Regions from separate parts of the Homo sapiens genome. Here region 1 is linked to region 2. Evidence: chromatin contacts called from ENCODE Hi-C or POLR2A ChIA-PET data. All regions are on one chromosome and are shown on one strand. Each heading gives the region's core, a stretch centred on a gene start or an enhancer-like site at or near the end of the contact. The rest is flanking DNA. Distances are from core to core; before and after follow the strand shown.

Region 1 (5,547 bases), core at 2,792-5,291, 430 kb after region 2:
AATAGCCAAGATTTGGAAGCAACCTAAGTGTCCATCAACAGGTGAATGGATAAAGGAAATGTGGTACATATACACAATGGAGTACTAGTAAGCCATAAAAAAAATGAGATCCTGTCATTTGCAATAGCATGGATGAAACTGGAGTTCATTATGTTAAGTGAAATAAGCCCACCACAGAAGGACAAACTTAGCATGTTCTCATGTGGGAGCTAAAAATTAAAACAATTGAACTCATGGAGATAGAGAGAAGGATGGTTACCAGAGGCTGGGAAGGATAGTGGGGATAGTTAACGGGTACAAAAAAAAAAAAATAGAATGAATGAATAAGACCTAGTATCTGCTAGCAAAACAGGGTGACTATAGTCAGTAATAATTTAATTGCACATTTTAAAATAACTAAAAGTATAATTGGGCCAGTCTCAGTGGCTCACGCCTGTAATCCTAGCACTTTGGGAGGCCAAGGCGGGTAGATTGCCTGAGCTCAGGAGTTCAAGACCACCCTGGGCAACATGGTGAAACCCATCTCTATTAAAAATACAAAAACTTAGCCAGACATGGTGATGGGTGCCTGTAGTCCCAGCTACCTGGGAGGCTGAGGCATGAGAATTGCTTAACCTGGGAGGTAAAGGTTGCAGTGAGCCGAGATCACAACACTGCACTCCAGCCTCAGTGACAGAGCAAGACTCTGTCTCAAAAAGTAAATAAATAAAAGAGTATAATTGGATCGTTTGTCAAAATATAAATGCTTAAGGTGATTTAATTTTTTTTAAATAAAATAAACAGCTGTTATTGTAATATTGTTATCATTAATATTATCATGTTAATATTTTGTGTTATTATGTAGTATGTTTTGTGATAGAGATGGAAAATAAGTTAGGACAAGATTATTAAATTAATGCTTAGCTTAGAACTTACTATGTAGTCCTGTGATTTCCAAACTATGTCTAATGGAACACTAGTTTATTTTACAGATGTAAATTTATATGCTTATCAAAATTATGCCAAAATTATGTGGACATTGATATAGATATCTACGGTCACAGAAGTGTGGGGAACACTGCTGACTCTAACTTTCTCTTGGACAGCCATGTGCATGACTCACAGAATATCAGCATTTTCCACAATTATCTGACCATGAAACTTTTTAATAAAACATTTATTTATATCTGATATCTACTGCTACAGAATATTCTGTGGAAAACTCTCTGTAATTAATGAAAAACCCTCCAAAGTATTTGACAGAAAGTGCCTTGATAAGCTCTGTCTTTTAGAAAATTTAATGTAGAGTCATTTCATAGTTTAGGCTAATGCGTAAAAGATTGAAAACATTGATCTCAGCTAAGAAAGTAATGCAATATCTGAAGTGAAAGATGAGAAAAGTCATAAGTAATTTGTATAGGCAGTGTTGAAAAGACTAACAATACTAGTAAGTATTAACAAAATATTTCTCAGAAACTATGAGCTAAAGATTATGTTAAGTATAGTCATAAGGTTTATTTCATTTAATCTTCTAAATAACCCTGTGAAGGTAACCTATAAAGTACCCATTTTATAGATTTAAAAATTGAGAACCAAAAATGTTAAACAAACTGTGCAAGTTCGCATAGCTAGAAAATGATGATGACAAGACTTGAGTCCTGATATGAGTCCAAATACTATCCATATACTTATTTAGTGGTACAATCAATATAAATATCAACCAATAACTTTTTGAGTATCAGCCCTAAGAGGAGAAAGTTGAAAAAGACTATAGGGTTTCCAGCTCAGTGAAGTTGATGGGATCATCATAATCTAGTTCCCAAGAAATGAAATGTAGGAAGAAAAGTGGAGTGGGAGTTCTACATCCTAGGAAGAATAACCAGTTAATAGGTGGATTTATGTGTCTAACACTCAAAAGAGAGCTTTAGACTAGAGACAGGGATATGGGACTCATTAGTGTTGGTGGTGGCTAAAGAAATGAGTGTACATGACCTTTTCTGGAAAAGCATAAAAGAATAAGAGTTGAGACTGTGAATCCCAAGAGAGTACTCCAATTTTGCCAACCTGGCCATGAACAATGTACTATAATTCCTAATTCTGGGTCTGGTCAAAAACTAGATATAAGAGAGAATCAAGAGTACCCTGTTTCCTCCTACTTTGTCTTTTCGCTGGTCCCTGAGTTACAGCAGAGAGAAGTACTGCAAATCAGCAGTTGATTTGGCTCAATTATGCCAAACTGCCTTCATGAGGAGCTGATTTACTAATCACTGGTTTTGTGAAATAATTTAGCTGGTCATTTCAGTGTACCATAGAGATGCCTGTTCTGATCTCAAGGAGATAATTGCGCTCCCATTCATTTTTCAAAAATGTAGTATGTGTCAGGCATTTTGTAATGCATTGGGGATACAAATATGAATAATATACACTCTTCTGATTTCAAGGAGTTTGCAGTCAATTGAGGGTACAAATAAATGAACAACTCATTACATTACAATTTATTATGCACATTTGGAGATTTGTACAAGATACACTAGACATGCAAACATAGGACCCTTGGCTTGCCTGGAGAAATTAGAAAAGACTCAACTTTTCTTGAACTAAAATTTGAAGGAAAGGAAGTTTTTCCAGATGACCAAAGGTCATGCATGGCTGTTCCTCAAACTCACCTGCCATTGTGGTAGTGGGTGGCAGGCCACTTGATTCTGTACAAAGAATCAATGCACATTTGGGATTTTTTTAAAAAATTAAAACCCCTTAAAATGGTAAATATAAAATTATTTTTATCCACTTCTTTATAACCTCATTTCATGTGGTGTTCAGATCCCTGCGCTTCTGGCGTCTATCTAGTCTACTGAGGGTACCAAAGCCTCATATCAGAGGCATGTACACTTAGTTATTATTTCTGGGTTGTAGGGAGGAATATGTAAAGAGGTTAGAGAAAACAAACAAGAGAAGGAGGAAGAATTATGAGAAAAGAAAGAAAAGTTGGGGGCGGAAGATGAAATAGAAAGAAGAGGAAGAAAAGCCTTCTCAGTCCAGGAAATCTCTGTATTTCACATCTAGCTTCCTTGAAGGAGCTGGACATGAAGATTCATGAGCCCAGAGGGGAGGTACAGCACCAAGTCTTGATGTCAAAGAACCGGTGGGCTACACCCTCACGTATCTGCTTAGTCTTCACACCATAGACAATGGGGTTCAGCATTGGTGGCACTGCCACATAAAGATTGGCCAGCAAGATATGGACATGTTGAGGAATATTACGCCCAAAATGATGGGTCAATAAGGTAAAGAAGGATGGAACATAAAACATAAGGATGACACAGAGGTGGGAGCCACAAGTGCTGAGGGCCTTGTGCCGAGCATCCTGGGAGGGCAAACGAAACACTGCTCGGAGGATCAGTGAGTAAGACACAGCGATGAGGATAACATCCAAGATGACCATGACAATGGGCACTGAGAAGCCATACCAAATGTTAACAGTGATGTCAGCACAGGCTAAACGAGCCACTCCAATATGCTCACAGTAGGAGTGAGGAACAATGTTGGTTAGGCAGAAGGGCAGCCGCTTCAGCAAGAATATGACTGGGAAGATGATGCAGAAGCTTCGGGTGATGACGGCCAGAGCAATCCTCCCCACAACAGGCCATGTTAGCACTGTTGTATATCTCAGTGGGGCACAAATGGCCACAAAGCGATCAAAGGCCATGGCTAACAGGATAGCTGACTCCCCCACAAACATCATATGGACAAAGAAGCCTTGGGTGACACAGGCATCAAAAGCAATGTTATGTGCTTGAAGCCAAAAGATGGCTAGGGCCTTGGGCACAGTGGTGGTAGACAGCAGGATGTCCATGACGGCCAGCATTGAGAGGAAGAAATACATGGGCACATGAAGGTTACGTTCCATGACAATAACCACTATCAGGATGCTGTTTCCCAGGACTGCAGTGATGTAAATGAGGCAAAGAGGTATTGACAGCCAAATGTGATAAGCCTCCAACCCAGGGATGCCAGGAAGGACAAAAACTGCAGGATGGAAGATGGTAACATTGGTGTGACTCATGATGCACTTTATGGTCCTCTCTATAATGACTTAGAAGCTGATGAGTCTACTGAAAGTGATAGAAACAGAAAGCACTCCCGAATATGTATAAATATCATAAAAGACAGCATGGATTTCTAAATTGCTGGACTCTCCAGCAGCAAGTACTCCCAGAGAATGTTCACTTGGTATAGGAATGGCTTCTGGCCCATAGTGCTTCCTTTGCAGATAGAGCTTCTGTGGCAATAATGCTTCAAGTATGAACAGAAGTGGCAGCACCTTCCTGCAACCACCCTGCCCCCAGAGTTTGGCCTCACTCTCCCTTTCTGACCTCATTCTACTATTTCCACACAAGCAGCATTTTCCACCTACCTGTGTTGTACTTGTCCCTTTCCCCAAGATTTTGTTCTGCATTTACCTTTAATTTCCCTCCCCTTCTACTTCTGTTTAACAAAATTTTAACCTTAAAATAAGTCCTCAAGACATACCACTTTGTAATGGTCTGTGTTCATAGCAATATATCTCCTTCCTAAAAAACTATTAACTAAACTATATTTTAACTGGGTTATATTTAATCCTATTAAGTTTATCTGGCTATTGCCTTGAACATTTCACAGGACACTTGCACCTCTGGCCCCTTGTGCAAGGGAGTAGAGTATCAAGTGGGAATCCAGAGGAAGCCTAGAGGGGTACATTTCTCCACTCTGATCCAGATTCATATCTTCCCTAATGCAGTGAGCAATGGGGCAGCCAATGAAACTGAGACAGGCAATTTTCATCACCAGCTCCTCATGGACTTCTCATGCTCCTCCTCAAATATTTCTATACAGGAGCCTCTTGGTTATGTCTGGGCTTCCTTATCTGTAGAAGCCCCCCAGGAAAACGATTCTGAGCAAAAGAAATCAATCTATTGCCCACCTGTAAACTCTGCTGACTCCACTAATACTGCCCTTCTTCCCACCCCACTGTTCCCCAACGCTCAGAAGGAACCATGTTTCCCTGCTGCCAAGAAGGATTAAGTATAGAGCCCTTCTTGGCTTGCCTGCCACTCAGGTAATATTTGTTTCATTCTGAAGTTCTGAACTATCTGTCAGCTATTAGGACTAGGGAAAGAGTGTATGATTAAGAATCTAGAAGGGAACATGAAGAAAAGGGACCACAGAGACAGTAAAGAGAGAATCAGAACTATAAAGGTACCAAATAAACACTAGACTGATCTTCTGATAATGGTATTCAGAGGGCCCCAAAGAAGAGATGCAAAGGAATCAAATCCTCAGTTTATTAGTCCATCCCTCTGCCTCTATGCAAATGAACTTTCTCAGAGCACAGTGGGCTGTGGGGAGGGAGCAATGGGACTCCAGATGGGTACAAGGAAGGGAATAGAGCCAGATCCAGACAAGTAAAGGCCGCAGGCAGGCTAATAATCTGACAGCATTCAAGTCAGTATATTTTAAATATTTGGGCCAGGCACAGTGTCTCATGCCTATAATCCCAGAAGTTTGGGAGGCCAAGATGGGAGGATCGCT
Region 2 (6,241 bases), core at 3,731-6,230:
CAGAATTGTAAGCCTTTTCTCTACATTAAAAATAAGTTTCTCATTAATCTGCAGCTTCCTTCCTGTTCTTGGTCCAAACATTTCCCTAAAACATTACCAAATGGTAGCTCTTAATTTCCTCTAACTAAACATAACAAATGTATTATATCACACCTACCTACATAGGCAAACATTTAACCACATTTTCTAAGGTTAATTGACAGGTACCATTCTTCCAATTTGAGGTAGGTCCCTGCCATGTGAGCCATGGAAAGTGGCTCTCATCACCCCTCCTTTTTTCAGCAACCATATGCTCTTATTTATCCAATTCTCTCTGACTTATCAACAATCTATTTTTCTCTCTACCAAATAGTTCATACCAACCTCCAAAGATGCATTATTTTTCCCGATTTTAAAACAAGAAATGCTTTTTAAAATTTAATTTTTATTTTTGATGTATATTTTCATTTTTAATTGACTAATATATATAAGGGATGCAATGTGATATTGTGATATATGTATACTTTGTGGAATGATTATATCAGTCTAATTAACATAACTATCACCTCATAAAGTTATTTTTTTTGCAGTAAGAACATTTTACATTTATTCTTTCGCAATTTTGAAACATACCATATATTACTATTGACTGTGGTCACCACGTTGTACAATAGTTCTTGAAAATTTACTCTTCCTGTCTAACTGAACCTTTATACACTTTGGTCAACATCTCCGCATCCCCCAGTTCCCCACCTTTTATCCTTTTCAGCATCTGGTAACCACCATTCTACTTTCTACTACAAATTACTCTAAACCCCAACTTCCAACTCTAAACTTCCAACTTCTGCCCTACATTTTCTTGTTTGTACAAACTTCTTTAAAATGTTATGTGCATAAATTTTTCTATTTCCTAGCCTTTAACTTACTCTTTAGCCCACTCCAATATGACTTTTTCTTATGCACTCCAAAAATAGACAGTTCTTTTCAAAAAGTCATTTGTAACCTCCAAGAGACTGAATCCATCAATATTACTTTAAACTATGTTTCATTAGATCTGTCAGTACAGTAAAATTATGAATCAATTTCTTTGCCTTCTTCTTTAAAAATCAATCTGTCTTTTCCTATATAGGTTATTTTCGGTCTCTTTTTCTTTCTCAACATTTACCTAGACATCATGATGAGTTTCTAGAAACTACATGCTAGACCACCTTCTTTCTGTCACTATCCTCACTTGCTAAAACATCTATTTGTGCTAATAGCATTAATTCAAATATTCCAGTAATTTCCAAATAAAATACTAGTCACTCCAGTTTTTCTCAAATTGTTCCTTTGCTCTCTGGAACTACTTTTTCCTCTCTTTGCTAAATAATAATCTCTTGGATGCTTCAAAGGTAGGCACCTCATATTGGTCATGACCTCATTTGAACTCATTCTCTTCCCTTATAATCTGGTTCTTCTCCAGTCATCCTTAGGTACATGAATGACATATTCCATTCCAGTGCATGTATGAGAAACTTAGAGTTATTTTGGGGTCATAAATATTATAAAATTTACATCCAGTATAACTTCTATATCCATCCATTTCTCTATATCTTCATAGCTTAAAATAAAGCTGTCTCACCCTTGAAGTACTGTTGTCAGTGCTCATCCAACTTACTTATATTTATTCTTGCCATGTACAATCTGGTCTTCACATTGCTGCCATGCCTAAATTATCCTAAACCTTTTCAGTGGCTCCATATTGCTTTAGCATAAATTTGCTTAAAATTATCTGACCACTATGACCTCAACAGCACCATCTCACATCACCTCCCATGTTCCACCACACCTTGAGGTTTCCAGACACATTGTTGTCACCTTGAGGTTACCTTGTTGTTACACTGAGATTACCAGACACATTGTTGTAACACTCTGTTGTTACCTTGACTATGCCTTGATCCCTCTCATTTTAACATTCAAAGATTCCTGGATAAAAAGTCTTTTTTATCCCCACCCCAACACACACACCATAGTTATCTTCTACTCAAACAATTGCCCTCAGAACAAACATTTTTTCAGGATATCCTCTCTGACAACAAGAGATTATTTTTTTCTTCATGTGAACTCTTATCACTTGGTACTTTTGCTTTAAAGCACTAATCCCAGTCTATTATTATATATTTGCTTGATTTTGTTGTTATTATTCTCTCCCCCCACCTCAACTAGACCACAATTTCAATGAGAACAGGAACGATGACTGTTCTATTGATCACTTTATGCCTAACATGTTTTTCAAACACAGACAGAACTAAATATGTATTTTTGAATGAAAGCTTTCTCCTTTAAAAATGTTTAAATAAATCTCCTAGCCACAGAATTTAGAACACCCAGAGTTTGTGTGCTTAAAAACCATTCAAACACTCTAAAATTTCTCACCTTTATAGGTCCATTTTGATTTAATAAATGAAGATATTCTTCTATTCATGTAAATTCTTAGGTTACATTAATAGGATACATGTTTTTGAGTTAATCTGCTTTCTATTCTAGTGGGATTTAACATCCTAGGAATTCAGCTTTCTCTATAGGTCTTTCATCATGTCTGCAAATGAGATCTATTATGCTTAGGTCACTGAGCTGCTTTACTACTCTCCATAAATTTCAGAAGTTTATAATTTCTGTGCCACATCTTAGCTGACAACACATTTTTATCTTGTGTTAAAGCATCTTTCTCATAAAGTTCTGTCTTTGCCCAGTAGAAAACTTCTGCCACGCCTAGGATCCCAGACTGTGAGTCTGTGTTCATAAGCAAGGTAAGTGATAAAATCTTCTCATGGTCACTTTGGCTAAATTCCAGAGAGTTCAATGGCTTATCCTAAACATTATGTTGTTTTGTCAACATTCTGCAAAAAGATTGACATTTCTCTCTGTTTTAGTAGCATATAGAGGATTAGAGGGCCTTTCCAAAAAAGGTTGAAGTCAGAATTAGAAAATATTAAGGCTCACATGGTGCACTAGAAGTTACCTTGTCTGTAATCAAAAAACAACACTGCCAGATTATCTTCAGGGTTAATATATTAACTGTTTTATATAGCAGAATCGTATTCTATGTCATGCTAGAATATAATTGTAAAAAAAATTAAAAACAATTCTTTTTCTGTGAGCTCAAACATACTACTTCTCTTAATTGTATCACACATATACAAATCAGAAAAAAATTTTAATAGAGAAAACATCAAAGATAAAATGTTATGTGATATTAGGATGTAAAGTAATAAATGAGTATTAAGTAAAAATGCCAGGCCTTGTACATCAAATGGGTTACATACTTCCACGCATCCAGGATAAAACTATTGTGTTGAACCCCTTCAGAATTCTCCTCTAAAAGCTCAAAGTCAAACTAGCTTTACCTCCATTATTGCTTGTGCTCTTTAGTCATTGAAATTTTCTGTAGATACATTTAGATAATTTTACTCTTTATCAAATTACATTCACCATTAAAGAAGGATGATTTACTCCATCATTTGGGAGTATATGTTTATTCAAACATACAGGCAGTAAGAAACCTCTGAAAGGAAATACATTTAGTTTTTAATAAGAATTGATACAACAAAAGAATTTTATTTTCTTCCAGATTTTTTTGGTATTTAACAATAATTATATCAAAAATCAACCCATAACTAATATATTAAAAATAACATTTTAACCTTTGAACATAGCTTTCCAGTTTTTGTTTCTTGCTCATAAACCTGCAATAGCTTCCACCATGGCAAAAATATTGGAAATAAAATGCCTTGAAAAATTACTAATTTTAGCATAGAGTAAGTATTATATGTATCTGCAGTGTAAAATACAAAGAAGTTCAAAGCAAGAGATTATATTCACTTCGGTTTGAGTCATATCTGAGAGTGTTTTATGCAAAATAAAGGATTGTAATAGTAAATAAATAATAAATGGTAAATAAATAAAGGATTGTAATAATAAAGTATTGTATTTGAAAGAAAATGTGAAACCATGAATTATTTTAAGCAAAGGAATACCAGTGTCTGAAAGATCAGATTGCTAGCAGAAAGAAAGAATTATGGAAAATCAGAAACATTTGCTCCAGGCAGGTTGCAGAAAGCATACTGAAAAAAAAGAGTGCATATGAATGAAGTAAAGAAAAGAAATCAACAATATGATAAGCAATTATTTGCAGTAAGGGAAGGTTAGTTTTCTAGATTCAAGCTTGTCTGGTCGAGCCACCATGCAGAATAAAAAGTAAATGGATAACAACAAAGTTGTAGAAAAGATAATGAGTCTAATTTTAACCATGATTTTTGAGCATTGAATGGCAATTCCTTCAACATTATGGACAAATAATTCTTGTTTGTTAAATAAGTTAAAATTACTGTTCAATGGTTAGAAGGTTTTAGTTGTACAAGATGAATAAGTTCTAGAGACCAGCTGTACAACATTGTGCCTGTATTCACTAAAAAATGAATAGAGTTGATCTAATATTGTGTTGTTATCACAGGAATCTTTAAAAGCTTCTTATTAGTTTTACCTAAATCCTGTATTTATGTCTTTATAGGTTCTCTAAGATTCAACTATAAAAAAACTTACTAAGGTATGTCTTCATTATATGACTTCTCATATGGAGAAATTCAGCCATAATCACTAACTTCCTTTTAAGCTACTCTTTTGCAACCTCCTCAGAAGTGCATACAAAATAGAACATGAAAGAAAACTATCCCCAAATCCTCAATATAATTTATTTCTGGAAACCTTTACAAGTCCATGATATCAAAATTTTGAAAGGCTATGTAAGACGTTAATGGACATCTATATCAACTTGAAATGATGTAGCTATAAATTTCATCTCCCATAATTCTTCATTTAAAAAATCTAGTTATTATTAGTTAATAAACCTCTGCATCAAGTCAAGTAACACTGAGATAAATATGAAGAAAACAAGCACATCCATTTAATCTATATAATTTCTAAAGAGATGAAGAAAGGCTTAGAAAAATACTACAATTTTATTTCTGTGGTGGTTCCAACCTGTGATAACTGAGAACAATACAAATAGAGATTTGAAATTCATGTTGAATCATGAATCATATGTCTGCATCTCTCAAAATCTCCAATAGCTCCAAATTCCAGGTCTCTGAGTTCATCCTGCTGGGATTCCCGGGCATTCACAGCTGGCAACACTGGCTATCTCTGCCCCTGGCACTACTGTATCTCTCAGCACTTGCTGCAAACACCCTCATCCTCATCATCATCTGGCAGAACCCTTCTTTACAGCAGCCCATGTATATTTTCCTTGGCATCCTCTGTATGGTAGACATGGGTCTGGCCACTACTATCATCCCTAAGATCCTGGCCATCTTCTGGTTTGATGCCAAGGTTATTAGCCTCCCTGAGTGCTTTGCTCAGATTTATGCCATTCACTTCTTTGTGGGCATGGAGTCTGGTATCCTACTCTGCATGGCTTTTGATAGATATGTGGCTATTTGTCACCCTCTTCGCTATCCATCAATTGTCACCAGTTCCTTAATCTTAAAAGCTACCCTGTTCATGGTGCTGAGAAATGGCTTATTTGTCACTCCAGTGCCTGTGCTTGCAGCACAGCGTGATTATTGCTCCAAGAATGAAATTGAACACTGCCTGTGCTCTAACCTTGGGGTCACAAGCCTGGCTTGTGATGACAGGAGGCCAAACAGCATTTGCCAGTTGGTTCTGGCATGGCTTGGAATGGGGAGTGATCTAAGTCTTATTATACTGTCATATATTTTGATTCTGTACTCTGTACTTAGACTGAACTCAGCTGAAGCTGCAGCCAAGGCCCTGAGCACTTGTAGTTCACATCTCACCCTCATCCTTTTCTTTTACACTATTGTTGTAGTGATTTCAGTGACTCATCTGACAGAGATGAAGGCTACTTTGATTCCAGTTCTACTTAATGTGTTGCACAACATCATCCCCCCTTCCCTCAACCCTACAGTTTATGCACTTCAGACCAAAGAACTTAGGGCAGCCTTCCAAAAGGTGCTGTTTGCCCTTACAAAAGAAATAAGATCTTAGAGACCTTCTCCATGATGTACATGAACCTCAGCTTCTCCTAAACTGGATAGTAAAATTTCAAAGAGGATAAATGAGTAAGTGAATACCTTTGGGATTCCCTTTTTATATTTGTATGTAAATAATTGTGAAAGCTTCAGAAAAGATACAAAAAATCACAGTAGCCTAAAATATTGACAAAAGCTAAATATTTAAATATATTTGAGAATATGGAAGAAAT

Evidence for each region. Hi-C counts contacts between places; a loop is a spot of excess contacts on that map. ChIA-PET counts read pairs that join two places held with the same protein, here RNA polymerase II (POLR2A).
Region 1: a map of mesothelial cell of epicardium shows a loop between it and region 2 (20-fold over the local background). The contact joins the promoter of OR52B2 here to the promoter of OR56B1 in region 2. A Hi-C loop is called at or near these places in 1 of 168 maps with a recorded cell type or tissue (mesothelial cell of epicardium). POLR2A ChIA-PET finds 5 or more read pairs at or near these places in 1 of 52 experiments (OCI-LY7).

The regions. Positions count from the first base shown.
Region 1 is chr11:6,166,285-6,171,831 of GRCh38, forward strand. OR52B2 (olfactory receptor family 52 subfamily B member 2) reads right to left here and starts at 4,042. Exons shown (of 1, transcript NM_001004052.1): 1 at 3,071-4,042. The coding sequence starts at 4,042. The coding sequence ends at 3,071.
Region 2 is chr11:5,731,468-5,737,708 of GRCh38, forward strand. It overlaps OR56B1 (olfactory receptor family 56 subfamily B member 1), which reads left to right and starts at 4,981. Exons shown (of 1, transcript NM_001005180.3): 1 at 4,981-6,241. The coding sequence starts at 5,050. The coding sequence ends at 6,024. It also overlaps a transcript of OR52N4 not described here. RefSeq lists a silencer at 2,698-2,898.